2 separate regions of the Homo sapiens genome follow, and region 1 is linked to region 2. The links are chromatin loops, found by intact Hi-C in ENCODE. Cell type or tissue: Calu3. All regions are shown on one strand. Each heading gives the region's core, and the rest is flanking DNA. Links, peaks and the distances in the headings are about the cores only. Region 1 overlaps CDK6 (cyclin dependent kinase 6). Region 2 overlaps CDK6 (cyclin dependent kinase 6).

The links. Peaks named below come from ENCODE experiments on the same cell type or tissue, not always from the same donor. Only the 100,000 strongest peaks of a DNase experiment are listed, where the experiment ranks them.
Region 1: it touches region 2 in a loop (3-fold over the local background); 7 of 110 quality-filtered maps call a loop at or near these places.

What each region holds. Positions count from the first base shown.
Region 1 is chr7:92,743,748-92,752,185 of GRCh38, reverse strand. The region is part of intron 3 of CDK6 (cyclin dependent kinase 6); the gene reads left to right. Among named protein-coding and RNA genes, the nearest start is that of CDK6-AS1, 89 kb to the left of the region's middle. In Calu3, for the core only: no CTCF peak of the experiment used is centred there; no DNase peak of the experiment used is centred there.
Region 2 is chr7:92,695,040-92,703,477 of GRCh38, reverse strand. All of the region lies in intron 4 of CDK6 (cyclin dependent kinase 6), which reads left to right. It also overlaps the pseudogene RNU6-10P. Among named protein-coding and RNA genes, the nearest start is that of FAM133B, 110 kb to the right of the region's middle. RefSeq lists an enhancer at 6,879-8,078. In Calu3, for the core only: no CTCF peak of the experiment used is centred there; a DNase peak (open chromatin) is centred at 4,857.

The DNA.
Region 1 (8,438 bases), core at 2,349-7,348, 48 kb before region 2:
TGAGCCTAGGACATTCTCATGCAGTTGGGAAGCAGCACTGTCCTTATTTTACAGATGGAGGCAGCTGGCATAAATAGCTACTTAATGATTTGCCCAAGTTCACACAAGTATAGAGCCAGGAGCTAGATTTGTGACTCTTGCACAACCCATTAGACTGTTTTCATTTCATCTAAGTCACCATAGTAGAATTAAATATAATTTTTATATCTTTGTCAGTGCTCTTTAATGAGTTAACTCCTACTTAACATAAATGTTTTAGCATTTCCGTGCCCTCTGGGCCATTAAGGTAATTTATTTTTATAATTTTAATTATTATAATCCTCTTAAGTGTATAAAATAAATTCAGAAATGAAATGAAGACATATATTTAATTGTATTATTATTAAACCACATGGTATAAATGATAGGATTCAGAAATAAAAGTTTTTCATTAGATTTTGGCCATTCATAAAATATATTGTTGTTTGCTTAACATCCCTAAAATTATTTTCAGAGTTAAGGAGAATATACTCTTATCACTGCATATTTACTTTACAACCATTGAGGAATACATACTGTGTGCTTTACAAAGATACAGCCTAATTTATTTGCAAAAAGTTAATAAAACTGCGTATGTGATAACAGTTTTTATGCTGTTTCCTCACAGATCTCTGTTAATTGTTACCTGTTTATGGTTACTTTTGCTGTATTGTTATCATTGAATTAGGATAGTCTCCAGTTAAATTATCTTCTCTCCAATGAAAAAATCCTGCTTAAAAAAAATCTGAGGGTATGATGTACAACTTTTACACATGATACATGAACTTTAACACAATTGTGAATTAGAGCCCAACTTAGTTCAAGACAAAATGTATCTCGAACACTTCTTTTCTTCTTAAAATATCAGCAATAATCTAGTATCCAAAGTAGGAGATTCATCATCACCTTAAGACTTCTTAGCAGTTTTTCTTGTGTGACAAAATATTTTACACCTTTATTTGAGAACAAAGGAAGATTATGAGAGACCACTAGAAATGGAATTTTAGCATTTCGAAGGAATTTTTATATGACGTTGTTCCTCTTGGCAATTCAGAAAGCACTCCAGGAATTTGTCTAGTTAGTGTTTTGTATATATTAGAATCTGTGTCTATTTCCTTTGTAAAAAAATACGAAGACCTCCCAAGTCATAACTTTTATTATCAATTCTTGTAATGATCAAATATGACGTCTGTACAGGAAATAAATCGTGTAGTAGTTTAGCTGGTAATCCATGTTCTGCCTCAAAACCTAGGAATGAATGGCTTATTAGCTGTTGAAAACTCTGTCATTAAGTATCATTAAATCCTTTTTTTAAAAACTTCCTTTATGCCAGGTAAATTTTTATATTGCGAAAACTGAATTAAGCCAAAGAAAGGCTTGCAAAAACCAATTCAGATCACACTGTGACTATAACAAGACATTTTCAAAACCAGCATTCCAGTTGTTCTGTCAGGTCATTCCATCAGGTCTCAAAAGGTGACTAGGATGCTGAAAAAGGTTTGCCTTCCACATTGTGACGTAAATTCATTTATTTGTGTTACTTTTGTTTAGAAATGGCTTGTTACAATAAGGTTTTATCACTGTGACTCATAGATCATGTAAAGTCAGCCCATTCCCGTTTTACTCTTTCTTGTAATTTTCAAAATATGGCGTAGTGGCAACCCAAATTGAAATCTTGAGAAGCTGGCAAGGTTGATCAAAGTGGAATCCACAAATTAGGATTGTAACCAAAACTGGAGGAATCATTTTTAACCTACTCAGGAGGCCATTTTAGAGTCCTGAAGGTATCACTTATACACAAATCAGTGAAATTATAACATTTTTAGAGTTGGAAAATTCCTTGGAATATATGTAGCCCAGCCTCTCCCCACTTTATGTTTAAGGAAGTGGGTCCCGAAGAGGGTGGTGAGTTGCCCAAAGTCATGCAGTTAGTACTGTGCTAGGACTGTAACCAAGTTCCTATTATTCTAGTTCGGTGGACTTTCCAAAAGCCATATAAATGTGTTTTTCTCACTCATGTAGAATTATTTCCTAGAATAAAGACCTATATTTAAAACATCTTATTACTGGTTTGAATGTGTTACTATACTTGCTTGTACATTGCTCTAAAAACAATGTTAGTTTGAACTTTGCCCTCATTTGACTGACCTACCCCAGAATCAGTAATGCTCTCTTCACTAGAACTTTCATTCTTAACATTTTATTCTCCTCAACTAGAGCCTCATTCCAAGTACAGTATATATTTTTTCTCCATGAAGAATTGTAATCATTTATGTCTCTGCATTTCATTTCAGTAGTGCTCACTATGCACTATCAAAGTTATTATCCTATTTCCCTGGTAATCACTTGCGTATTTGTCAAATAAGGGTGTATGTTGAATAAACATGTGGCTTTTATTCAATTTGGTAAACATTTATTGCATACCCTCACAGGACTAAAGAAGGCTACAAATCAGTACAGCAGAATGCCTTCAAAAACTTACAGGACACACCCACCAAGTGCTGCAGAGCAGTCAGAAGTTCCCTATGAGATATAAGTGGAAAAGAGGTTCAGAGGATCAAAAATGTACATGTGATTATAGGAATGAGAATTTGATATGAATACCCTGAAGAATTTCAGGTTTGGTTTTGGACATTGGCATCTGTTTTTTCTCAGTTGATCTTTTGTTTGTTTGGTTTTGGTTTTTGGTTTGTTTTTGTTTTTGTCAGACAGAGACATTTCCATTACTCAGGCTAGAATGCAATGGTGAGATCATAGCTCACTGCAGCCTTGAACTCCTGGGCTGAAGCAATCCTCCCAAGTAGCTGAAACTACAGGTGCACACTACCACACCAAGCTAACTTTTTAATTTTTTTTGTAGAGACAGGGTCTCGCTATGTTGCCCAGGCTAATTTCAAACTCCTGGGCCTAGGCAATTCTCCTGGCTCAGCCTCCCAAAGTGCTGGGATTTCTTTTTTTTTTTTTTTTTTTAGGCAGAGTCTCCCTCTGTTACCCAGGCTGTAGTGCAGTGGTGTGATCTCAGCTCACCACAACCTCCGCCTCCCAGGTTCAAGCAATTCTCCTGCCTCAGCCCCCCGAGTAGCTGGGATTACAGGCATGCGCCACCACGCCTGGCTAAGTTTTGTATTTTTAGTAGAGATGGTGTTTCACCATGTTGGTCAGGCTAGTCTCAAACTCCTGACCTTGTGATATGCCCACCTCGGCCTCCCACATGCTGGGATTACAGGTGTGAGCCATCGCGCCCAGCCGTGTTGGGATTTCAGGCATGTGCCACCACCCCTGGCTCACTTGATCTTAAGTTGCAAAATCACATTCATTAATTCTATAGGTGTGGATGGGGAATGGGAGTGGGATATGAGTAGTCATATATTTGCCTTCCATGGGGCCTCAGGAAGCAGTGCCTCAACTAGATTTAAGGAAGTACTGTAGTACTGAGAGGTCTTAAGGCCAAAAGACACCATCTGCTTATTTCATTTTATTTATTCTATGTTATGAAAGAGAGTCCCTAGCAACAAGACACCTGGTTACTAGCCATGTGACTTGAGCAAGTCACTTGACTTTTCTGAGCCCTAGTTTTCTTATCCATAAAACAAGGATTAAAATATGCAAGTCAAATGAGTTAAAATGTAGAAAGTATTTTGTAGACAGTTCAGCATTCTATGATATAAAGGATGGAGATTCTTCTCTTGTGTATTTTCTAGTTACGTCCATGTGCTTTTCAACTGATCATAGAACTATACCAAGGGTCTGACCAGTAATAATACTGGCATATCAAAATTGCCTAAAGTGATGTCAGCTAGATTTTGCATGGAGCCTTTAATGGCCCGCCAAAATGACTTGATCTACTTGGTGTCCCTAAAGGCCTTTCTTCCTTCTGGTTTGAGCGTTTGTTGACTATAAAATGCCTTTTTTGCATTTCCTGCTCCTTCTTGCTGATGATATAATAGTTGCTTCTTGAAATACTATTGAAAATCTTCAGATTCTCTGGAAAGCCATATTCTGTAACCTGTTATCTGTAAAAGTTCTGAGTATAGAACATGCAGTATGCCATTAGAACACACAATAAGTTTAGAGATTTAATTTTAAGAATTTTCCATTGTGTATTGAAACACTTAAAAAGTAAAAGCCCTGGGAATAATATAGTATATTACCATCTGCGCATTTTCCCTCAATTCTTTCCTGATGGTAGCTGATGAAATTGAAATGGTAATTTTTAGAATGTTCTAATATTTGATGTATTTAAAATACATCACCTTTTATTGGCCTGCTTTATATGGGAACAAGAAAGCCTACCTAGCAAAGAAATACAACCTAGTTTTATATCTTATTTATTCTGTAAGTCCTTGTGCAGCAGCATGTTAATGTGGACACACAGCTTGTAGATAATTTAAAATCTAGAAAGGGAGAATGAGATACATAGAGAAATAGCCACCACATAAGGCAGTTTATGACGAATACAGTGTGTTACAAATGACAAAAGCCACAGGAATTCAGAAGAGGGAAAAATAAGGACTGGCTTCCTAAAGAAAGTGGCAATTTTTTTAGAATATTGAAGCTGTTACTCTGAGGCATGAGTGACACAAGCCAGCAGAAGCCAGAGATTTGAAGTCTTGCTCAAGATTTGCTGGTTTCCACTTGGGGAAAGACACCATTAGGCTGGGTACATCTGGAGAGATGAGTGCAAGAAGCCAGTTAAGCAGGAGAGAAGTGGACTTGATTGTGGAGGCACTGTGTTTCAAACTCAAATTAGGCAGCTCTTGGGTGGGTGGCTGATACCATTGTTGTGTTTTCAGCTGATTAATCTGGTAGCAGTGTGCTCGTTTAGGAGAAATTACAACAGGAGATCAGTCAAAGAGAATGGTCCTCTGGTTTGGGAATGAAATAATCAGGGCCTGTACCTGGAGTGGGGCAATGATGATTAATTGGAAGGAAATGAGAAATTGAGAAGACTTGACAGGACTTGGTTACTCATTGTCCGGAGTAAAGGAAAAGCAGAAATAGGTAAGTTAATTATCAGTTTGGGGAAGGTGATTATATAGTTTAGTCTTGTTGAATTTGGCCTGGAATAGGAAGGTATATCTCAGGGCACTGCAATAACTTGTGGCTGCAACTTCTGAGCCCCATGTAACCTTTGAGGAGTCATGGAATCTAGGAGAGGTGCCACAATACTAGAAGTGAGAAATATTCTGTGTTTTTTTAAAGATAGGAAAAAGATAGATTCTACAAAATACAATCCAGCAAAATTGATACTGATTTTAGGTTATTAAAATAATAAGTTGTGAGCATATAGAAAAATAACTGGTTAAGAAGTATGAAAAAATGCCCAAATCTCACTACAATAAGAGAAATGAAAAGTAAAATGATAGTAAATATTTCCCCCATCATATTGAGGCAAGCAAAAAAAATAAAAAGTTTTATAATGTCAGGTGTTGGTGAGACTGTTAAGAAATGGATAGTCTCGTACACCAACTGTTGGGATTATAAATTGGAACAGATTGAGTATCTCTTATCTGAAATGCTTAGGACCAGAACTGTGTTTTGGATTTTGTATTTTTTCAGATTTTGGAATATTTGTGTATATATAATGAGACATCTTTGGGATAGGTCCCAAGTCTAAACACAAAATTATTTTTCATTTATGCTTTATACACATAGCCTGAAGGTAATTTTATACAATATTTATACTTCTGTGCATGAAACAAAGTTTGTGTTAAGTACTTAAACGTGGAATTTTCCACTTGTGACATCATGTTGGCATTCAAGAGGTTTTAGATTTTGGAGCATTTTGGATTTTGGATTTTCAGATTAGGGATGCTTTGCCTTTAAAGCATTTTGGAGGTAATCTGGAAGTATCTTTTAATATTAAAAATACATATGTTCAGCGACTGAGACTTCTCACTTCTCAGAGAAATCCTGGTACAAGGGCAAAAGGAGGCATGAATAAGAAAATTTGCTGTAGCATTAATTATAATGGAAAAAATGGAAATAATCTAAGTTCATTAGTAGAGGGATGGCTGAATAGACTGCTATGTATAGAATACTATGTGACAATTAAAAAGAATGACATAGACCTATAAGAAATTATCTTTAAGGCACAGTGTTGAGTTGGGGGAAAGCCATTTTTTGGACTGTAGGTACGGTCTGGTTGGTTCCATTTATCTGAAGTACATGTATATCTCATATAATTCACAGAACCAAACCTGGAAGAATATACAACAAACTGATAATAGGGACTACCTCTTTGGAAGAGACTAAGATTAGGGTAGGTGATAAGTTTGCCAGATTTAGCAAATAAAAATAGTGCTTAGTTAAATTTTCATTCTTTTGCTGTATATTCAGTGTTTATTGGATGGCTGGATTGATAAATATAGTATGAAGCAGATTTGGGGCCCAAAGTGAAAAAGCAGCAGACTTATCAGCAACACAGGTTCCTGGAAATAGCGGCTACATTTAAAATTTTTTCATGGAAAGTTATTTTCAAACTCAAATACTCTACCCTCAACCTTATCTAATTTAATCTTTATCATATCCTGTGAAGATAAATATTATTTTATTAAAGAGGTTCAAAGAGCGAAGTACCACATTTGATCAGTTCTAAGATGCCCATTTTTTCACAAATGGGCCTTTGAAAACAGAACACATTTTGAAGTCACTGTTCGCAGGCATCAGTCCTGATCCAGTGGTGATTGCCTGCCCACGTGCCTGAAACTTGCAGAGTTACTCAATGGCAGGCATGAAAATCCTCGAGGTCATAGTAGAGTTCTACTGCTCTGTCATCAGTGCCCTTCATGGGACAGAAGACAAAATTGTGTGGAAAACACAGACATCTAACAACTCTGAGTAGAAAAGGATGTGAAAGAGCAGGACTCTGAATGTGAAGAAATTCTTGGAATACCTTCATCAAATTATTTCATTTCAAATTTAATTTTTAATGTATGTTCAAGAATGATAGATAAAATCCAAATGTGAAGAAGTCTGCAAGAGCCCTTTTAATGGGCATAATTAAAACTTCTGAATGATAAGAAATTGTGTCATGTCAGTTTGACAGTCATTTGTCTTTTTTAGTAGTACATTAAGATTTAGATTCGATAAAATGGACATGTTAATTAGCTTGATTTAATCATTCCACAATTTATACATTTATCAAAACATCACATTGCACCTCATGAATATATATATAGTTATTATTTGTCAATTAAAAATAAAATACACAAAATTACCCAAGGTCGCCCAGCGAGAAAGGTAAGAGTTAGGACCATAAAGCCTATACCTTGAGTCTCTTGCAGTGTACTATAGAGTGAAAGGAAGATGACTATACACTTTTTGTCTTACTTACAAACTTTCCACTCTTCGTGTTTCAAGAAATTGAGAACTGTCCAGGGAGTTGGCAGTGATAAAAATGTTACATATTTAACATTACTTGGAGAAATTTGGATTCTTCCAAATGCTGTAAAATAATAATGTGTACATTCATATAATAGTTTTACTTTTCAAAGCAGTTACACACATGCATATTACCTGATTAATAGTGTATGAGACAAACATAGTATCCTCCCATTTACCAATGAGTAAACTGATGTAAATGGAAATTAGGTAAAGTACTACTAAGAAGCAGCAACAGATCCCAAAGGAAAACTGAGGTCTCTGTTATGGTTTGGCTGTGTCCCCACCCAAATCTCACCTTGAATTGTAGCTCCTATAATTCCCATGTGTTGTGAGAAAGACCCGTTGGGAGTTAAGTGAATCATGGGGGCAGTTTCCCTCATACTGTTCTAGTGGTAATGAGTAAGTCTCACGAGATCTGATGATTTTATAAGGGGAAGCCCATTTTGCTTGGCTTTCATTATCTCTTCCCTGCTGCCATGTAACATGTGACTTTTCTCCTCCTTTGCCTTCCGCCATGATTGTGAGGCCTCCCCAGCCATGTGGAGCTGTGAGTCCATTAAACCTCTTACTCTTTGTAAGTTACCCAGTCTCTGATACGTCTTTATTAGCAGTGTGAGAACAGACTAATACAGTCTCTGTGCCAGTCCATGAAACATCTAATGATTAGCCTGCCAGGGAGGTCCTGAATAGCATACCTGTACTGAATAACTTCCCAGATTTGGACAAATATTGGAAAGACAATAAATTTTTTTTTTAGTTGCAGAATAAGAGATGTAGAATAAAGTGGGTGCACTAATCTCAAGCATACAGTTTGATGATGTTTTACTAGTGTAACCATCCAGATCAAGATACAGAACATTCCAGTCTTCCTTATGCCTTCCCCAGTCTATAACTCCCTCCCCCAGATGTAATCACTACACTGACTTATTTCATATAAAAAGTATGTGCTTTTTGTGTATAGCTTCTTTTACTGAGCATCTTGTCTGTGAGATGAATTTTTGTTCCTCTCTCTGCCAAAATGTTTCCCAAGTGGA
Region 2 (8,438 bases), core at 1,809-6,808:
GTATTTTTACCTATCTTGAGATTTGCAGTATGTGTATGAAACATGTCATATCATTAGTTATGCAGTATAAAAAGAGAATTTTTAAAAATATGTCATTGCTTATGACTAAAATTATGATCAGAAGTGGATTTATCTGTGTCTAATGAGTTTTAAGCTTCAGAGCTCCTCACTTTCAGCTCCCATCGCATACCAAGGTTATGGGAGAGGCTCTAGCAATATGGTCATCTGGTGTTTTTTTTTTTAATTGTGGAGGTGAGCTATTTTAAATGCAGCTGATTAACCTTCCACCTCACCCATCACAGTTCTCGTGTCAGGTGGCAATGGAGTGACCATGGGCATTTTTGAGATCTGGCTAAGGGGATGTTGAGTTCATTTGGGTTTTATAAGCTCTATATGGGGTTCACTGGTTACATATATATCAGTGGGTCTCGATTAGGGATGATTTTATCCCCCAGGGGACACTCATCGATGCCTGGAGACATTTTGGGTTGTTACAATATGGGGGAGAGGGATGTTGCTACTGACATCCAGTGGATGGAAGCCTAGGGATACCATTAAACATCCTACAATACACAGGACAGCCCCCTGCAGTAGAGAATTGCCTGGCTCCAAATGCCAAAAGTGCCCAGATTGAGAAACCCCTTAACATAGTTATGCCTGGCTACCCCCGTGTAGAAATGGCCTCCAGGAATTCACTTCCACCAGCACTGTGCTGACTTACCTGGGATTCAGAGGTCATTTCACAATATGACCATGTCCTATGGTCTCTGGCACCAAAGTCTGTGGGTAGTGGAGGAGAAACAAGGTTTGAAACATACTGAGCCAAAGGCTAGTCTGAGGAGAATTCTTCAAGGCAACAGACATGTACCTTGAAAGCAAATGTTTCTATTCTCATCAATGCCTAGTTAAGATGGAAGTTTTTTCATAATAAGAAAATATATTTGAGGCTGACCATGGTAGCTCATGCCTGTAATCCCAGCACATTAGGGGGCCGAGGCAGGTGGATCATCTGAGCTCAGGAGTTCAAGACCAGCCTGGCCAACATGGCGAAATCCCGTCTTTACCAAAAATACAAAAATTAGCTGGGCATGGTGGTACACACCTGTAATCCCAGCTACTCGGGAGGCTAAGACAGGACAATCACTTGAACCCAGGAGGCAGAGGTTGAAGTGAGCCGAGATCATGCCACTGCACTCCAGCCTGGGCGACAGAGTAAGACTCTGTCTCAAAAAAAAAAAAAAAAAAAAAAAAAAAAAAGAATATACTTGATAATGCAACATATTTAATGATAGAAATAACCATGCAATTTTTCTTCTATAAGGAAAGAATCAGCCTTATAAGAATCAGCCAAAATAGATTTTATCAATATTCTATTTGATTATGGCTAAAACCTGTAGCACTACCACCAACAGTGATCACATGTGAAGTGACATGTTTTCTGCATCACAGCTGTTGATAAAAATAATCTTTGATCAACCATGTTATCTTCCTGTAGAAAATATTTCAAAAATTGCTGTCAGATGAAAGACAGTCAACGAGTATGTGCTCAAAAATAACACAGGGCAAGTGAGTTTCCTAGTGGAGGTGTCCGTTTATTAATCAAAATATTGTGATTTTATTTCTGCATTTTGTGGTATTTGTCAGCTTTTTAAAAGTGTGTGAGGTGCTCGCTTCGGCAGCACATGTACTAAAATTAGAACGATACAGAGAAGATTAGCATGGCCCCTGCGCAAGGATGACACGCAAATTCGTGAAGCATTCCATATTTTTTTTGGCTGGGCGCGGTGGCTCACACCTGTAATCCCAGCACTTTGGGAGGCCCAGGCGGGCGGATCACAAGGTTAGGAGATCGAGACCGTCCTGGCTAACACGGTGAAATCCTGTCTCTACTAAAAATACAAAAAATTAGCCGGGTGTGGTTGCAGGCGCCTGTAGTCCCAGCTACTCGGGAGGCTGAGGCAGGAGAATGGCCTGAACCCGGGAGGCGGAGCTTGCAGTGAGTGGAGATCGCACCACTACACTCCAGCCTGGGCGACAGAGCGAGACTCCGTCTCAAAAAAAAAAAAAAGTGTGTAAGCTTTAGACTTCACAAACCAGAGATTGCCCCTGTTAATGATAATATTGTTTGTATTTTAATCAAGTGAATAAACCTTTGAATGTGAATTCCATCAGTGCATCTCTACAACATATACTTGCAAATTAATCTATATTTTTCTGTGCTCATCTTCACTTCTGAGTCTGTAGCCTTGGAGTCAGTGCTCTTCTAATCTCACTACCTGGGCGCTTGATCCCATCCACTTTGATCCTCTCCGGATCCTGGTTCCATCATGTCTTTGCTGCCCCCATGCCTTCAAGCACAGTCTGTACCCACTATTTTCCAAAGAAGCCTTAAAGGGGCCAGAGGTTCTGGGCAGAGTTAGAGGCAAGTGGGAAAGGCATGGTAGGCAGAGAGAGCAGCTTCAGTTGTCTCTGTCGTCTGCCTCTTTTCTTCTGTAACTAAGGACTTCACTCTGGATGTCATTAACCCTTCAATTTTGTGCAGGCAGCCTTCTGCTGCCATCATGTTACCGCAGTGGATATTCTAAAGACCTCACCTTGTTTGGCATCTTCGGGTACATGCATGCTTCTCTATTCGTTATTTCTTGTAAATATCCACCTTGACTTCTGTGACATCGTGGTATCCTGCTTTTCCTTCCACGTCTCTCACTCCTCTCCACTGATTGCCCACCTCTGCCTTCCTCAAAGGTCCTGCCCTATGGCACATAGCCTGTACATGCTATCTCCTTCAACAGTCTCCTCCGCTGTGGAGGTAATCCTGGAGGCAGGGAACTCATGTATGTCCAACTCGGTCCACTCCCTTGAGCCCCAGACCCAAATATCTTTCTGAATATCATCCTAAGTAGCAAGCCTTCCAGTCATTCCCTTCTGGGTCCCTATTCAGGCTGATGGCCTCACCATCTACCTGGCCACCCAGGCCAGAAACCTGGGACTTATCCTAGATTCAGTTAATCTTTCTTTCTCCTTCATTTGACTCGTTTAAAGTTATTCTTCCTGCCTTTCCTCTCCTACTGCTGTGGTTTTATACATCTTCCTCCCAGAGCATCTGGATCATTGCAGCCTTTTCATTGAGATCCCTGCCTTCAGGATCATCTCCAATTTCAATCCTACACAGTTACCAGAATGCAAATGTAGAATAATGCATATCTGACATACACGCCCTGCATAAAACCCTTTAGTACCTCCCCTTCTCCTCAGGATAAAGTCCTAGCTCTGTCAAGTAACACTTGGGGTCCTGTTATCTGGTCCATGCAGTTTCATACTCCTCAACTTTTGCTCATGTTGCTCTCTCTACCAGTCATGCCCTTGCCCCTCCTCGCTGAAGCCTCTAACACTAGATACCCCTATCCTGCACCCCGCCTCACCCCTGTGGAGTTGATGTGTATATAACATTTGCTGATAGCTAAAGTTTATAGAGCCAGGCACCTGCAGAGTACTTTATGTACCTTATCCATATAATTCTCCAGTTGCCCTATTAAGCAGGTACTATGATTCTCCATCTTGCAGGTGAGGAAACAGAGGCATGGAGAGGTTAAGCTATTTAGCCAAGGTGATGTAGCTCATAAAAGAGGAGACAGGATTTGAATCCAGGCTTTTAAATTATTTACGTCTACCTCGCACAGAGCTTGTGCAATTGGTAAGTTACATGTCTGCCTCCTCTGCTCAGCTGTGAGCTTTTGAGAACAGATATGATGACTTCATCATCTGTGTGTCATCTTTGCAACTGAGATCCAATGCTTGTCACCTAGTAGGCACATTTGTATATGTATGAATGAATGAATTAATTGTTGATGTGACATTGTAAATGTCTCATAAATCTCATGAGAAGTGCTACTAAGAATATGTGAGAGTAGTACAGATATATCTGTATTTCACCCACCATGTGTATTGTCCATGAGGACATGAAATAAGTAAAAATGATGTTACTGCCTTTGAGGAGAATTTGGTTTAGTAGAAAAATGTAAATAGTTGAAAGAACTTAAATATGGAGCTTTTAGAAGCCATTCTGATTCCTGTTACCAAGAGGCATTATTAGTATTTATAGAAATCAACTTATCTTTTTAAAGGTTCATCATGTGCTAATAGCTAACAGCATCAGCAGTTTAATTATTGACTTAATCGAGGTCTAGAGTAGAGGACTTCCTAGTACTTTGGGAACTCCTGGCCACTTTTCATGTCAGCCTTGCTTTAAAAGGGATCCTAAAATGTGAAAGCTTTCTGTCTCTCTGATAGTGAACTAAGTTATTAGTTAAAATTTATCAGCCCAGTTGAAGTTGGCAAGATGATTCATCTTACATACATCAAATTCATGCAAAAGGAAGATATCAGTTACTATTTTAAATGCAAAAATAATATGCTTAAAATATAGTTATGGGCATACTGTGGTTTCTGGAATTGTCCTCCTGGAGAATCATTGAGACATGGTCTCTGATGTTCTTTATAATAGTAGCATGCTTATTTCATAAGCCAGAGCCCATATAGGAAAAAGCCTTTTTTCCACCATGCAAAGGCTTATAACTGAATGAGAAAAAAATAAATTAATTACATGAATATTAAGAGGTTACTTATCTATTATAACATTGGGCCACAAGTTGACTAATTAAAAGGAATGCAGGTTGGAAAGCTGCCACAAATCTGCTCCTTTCATTTAGAGGGCCACAGGCTGAAGCCAGTGATTGTGCGTGACAGACTCTGGGAACAATGGTGCAGTGCACAGACCGTCCAGATGAAGCATGCTCGTCTGAATTACACCGACGACAGGGTGGCCTACAGGCAAACAAAATGGTTAAACAATACATAATCAAGTTTTTATTTGGTATTTCCTGCAAGGCTGTACCAGTTGCCAGGGAGCGTACTGTATTTTTTCTTCGGCTGTATTAATTGTTGACCATAGCTGGCAGAACCCCAAACAGGGACAGATAAGGGGGAAAATGGCATCTGGACATTAAAGCCTCAAGTGTACTGGGGGAAAAAAAAGCACAAAAAATTACAGCATATATCAGGAATTTTCCAGCTAACGATGTGCGGATGTGGTAGCGCGAGGGAAAAAGAGCCAAACTGAGCTTGCTTTGTTCGCTAAGAGAGGCCCCCCTGTAACATTCCTTTTAGCTGTGCATATTTTGGCTTCATTTGTACAGTTTTAACTTTATACTGTGTGTGGAGGAGTTCAGTTGTAACTGGTGGTGCCTAATAATTCTATTGCAATAATTAAAGTTCATGGAGAGCTGTTAGGTTATTAGTTCATAGAAGCTGCTTCAGAAAACGGAGTCTAAGCTGAAAACTTTTTAAGTGACATGTCATTACTGTAAAAGATGGCAACAATTATTTTCTTTGATTTCACAGCAGTTTTTTTTTTAAGACAAGATTCATTTATGGAGACAAATAAGAAACAACATCTTAAAAGCTTTGGGTAGGAGTGAGGGGCCCAGACTGGGAATGATGAGAATATGGATCCTGTAGCCTGTGAATAAAACATTTTCCAACTGGCTTGTAAAACATGAAAATTTGTGATAGCATAATTTCATCTGCTACTTTTAGATTCCATTTAAAATGTGAAATTAATATATAAATGTTAGTAAATCTATTGCAGAAACCAAGTATTGCAGCTTCTTCACCTCTGATAGAAGTCATATGTGACTTTTAATTCAGTAATACGATGAAAAATCTCCAACTGAACACAGCCTCCTTCTTAAAAGATTGACATGCCTTGGAGTCCCCAATAAAATAGTAATTGCAATGTACACCAATTGGTTAGAGCTGTGAAATATGTTTCCCGGGGGCTTCTCTGCAGTGGTAGAGGGCTGTCTGCCTGCATGGTTGTCATACTCAGTGGTTACTTGCAGACTCTGGAGTTAGACCTGGGTTTGGATTGTATCTCTGACAAGTGGCTAGTTGTGGGACTACTGTAGTTATTAACATGTTTGAATATCAGTATCTTACCTAAAATATGGGTAAAAAATTATGTGCCTATCTCACAAGTTTTTATGTTTAAGTAACATAAAATGTGTGAAGTCCTTAGTGAAGTGCCAGGCGTACGGAAGACTCTTGATAAACTTCGACTGTTTTTCTTTGGCTATGTCTTCTCTGTTGTGCAGCTCTGGGGTTTCTTTGAGCTTCTCAAAACATTCCTTCTAGTCAGTTTCTGCATTAGAGTAAAATATATTTACTTAATCACCATTGACTTCCACAATAGATAACAAGGAACAGGTTGTTTGGTCTGTAATGAAAGCCAGGCCGATAGTTATGATTACTATTAAGCATTCTTCGAGAAGCTGAAATGTTATTAACTGTCTTCCGAAGCACTTATTAAGAGCCAATTATTAGTCCTGAAAAACAGTTCTCTCAAATATTCCTAAGATGACTTCCAGCTATAGTATACATGTACTTTGTGACATTATAGATGGCTGCCTGGTAACGTAGAGGCCAGGCTTCATCTCCAAATGTGAAGAGAAAATTCTCTCTCTCATTCCTGTCTCATATTTGATTGGATGATTTTAGTAAGACTTAATGACTTTTTTGCGAATCGGTTAAATTTTCTGGTGTATGTTGCTTTTCATTTTCTTCTCCAGAAATCTTAATCCTCTTGAAGACAGGAAATGTGTTAGGAGTTCATAGACTCTGAATATTAGAATTGCACAATTCATGACCCCAGGATTCCATATGCTGTCCATTCAATAAAGGGGTGACACTGTCCATGATGATCAATGTTTAGATGACAAACATCTTTAAATCCACAAAATTTCTCATAGACCAAAGCGTTTGTTCTAGTCCCTGACATATCGAACCAGTTTTTTCAAAGTAAATCATTTGATCTGGTCCCTGACATATCAAACCAGTTTTTTCAAAGTAAATCTTGTGTCCTGAAAACATTTTGAGGCCTTAAATAATACCACTCTTGAATATCATCATTTGAGTAACTTAGTAAAGACTATTAAAAAAATACACATATATGGTAAGATTTTGTAGGATCTTCTTAGCATTAAGAATAAAAGATTATTAATTCTTTCCCCGTGAAACAACAACATATAATAATAAGCTAAATGTGGTCAGCTTTGATTTCATAACGGGAAAACTCCCTTTTCATTTTTACAATTGGTGTTTTCTCTTCAGCTGCTTTTTAAGTTGGCCTGTTAGCAATTTAGCCTGTCTTTAATTTTAAGCACCATTCTTCTAGTCAGGAGATCCCAATAGGAAGCCCACTCTTGTAGCCTCGCCTCTCATTGGCTAGCTGGGAAAAGAGCATTTCTGCATAAATTGGATGCTTCCTTCTCCCCTGGAGACCAAATATGCTCATGTTTCACAATCCCCTGGTTTATAACCTTGAGTCCATTGCCTAAAGCTGGAAACTTTCACTTTGTACAACAGAGCACACTCCGAAACCCAGATCCAATACCGCTGACATGTCCGTGGGTCTGACAGCAGATTGAATACATGCTTCTTTCTTAATCCAGTGTTTCTGAGCTGCTCCAACTGAAATCAGAAACCGATGTGCGTGAGAGAGGTGTCCTTCAAAGAAAGGTATTTCCTTTGTGCAGCTCCAGTGCACACAGAATCCAAGGGGTTAACGTGAGAGCTGCTTTGAAAACAGAGGCGAAGGTCACTGGCGGCAACAGCAAAGACTTTTAAAGCCTGCCGTCCTGAGCCTTTCAGCCTGCCTTCCCCACCCAGGGGATTGTAAACATTGGCTCCCAGCCACCTCGTCCCAAAGCACAAAACTTCTCTGTGCTTTCAGCATATACATTTATGCTTTTTTATGGAAGTTGAAGCAGAGGCGCATTATTGCTGTGAGCCCAGAGAACATGTCTCTGTTCAATGAAAGGGGAGGAATCCTGTCCTGCCAGAATGTGAAAGCATGCAGATACGCTTATTTAGCGGGGCTTCACATGGAACTTAGCCGCTGCTCTTAGTCTGACTTTCTCAAGTCAAAAGAATGTGTAGAATGCTGTCACTTAATCAGAACCCAGAAGAGCTCTTTTATCTGCCATTTGTTTGTAACTTGCAATATTGTCCTTATCTCTTTGTCCTTTAGCTTGATCCAGTGCCCTCAGATATGAGAACTGGAAACATGAAAGCACTTATTACCTTGAGCATTGCTTCTTGATTTTTGTTGGTTTTTTTCTTTCTTTCTTTCTTTCTTTTTTTTTTTTTTACCTCAGGGTCCCTTAATCACCAACAAAGAAGCTATGAGACTTTTTCCCCCTAATTTCTGCCTTAGTCCTAGGATCATATTTGTTTGGTAATATTTAAAAGAAACCAAGATGATTTGTATATTTACACTGCCATTTATACCTGGTTCTTTAAAAGTCTATTATTGACATAACTTTGTATCATTATAACTTTCACTGATCATTTGCATGAAACAGAATGGAATTTCCAGAGAT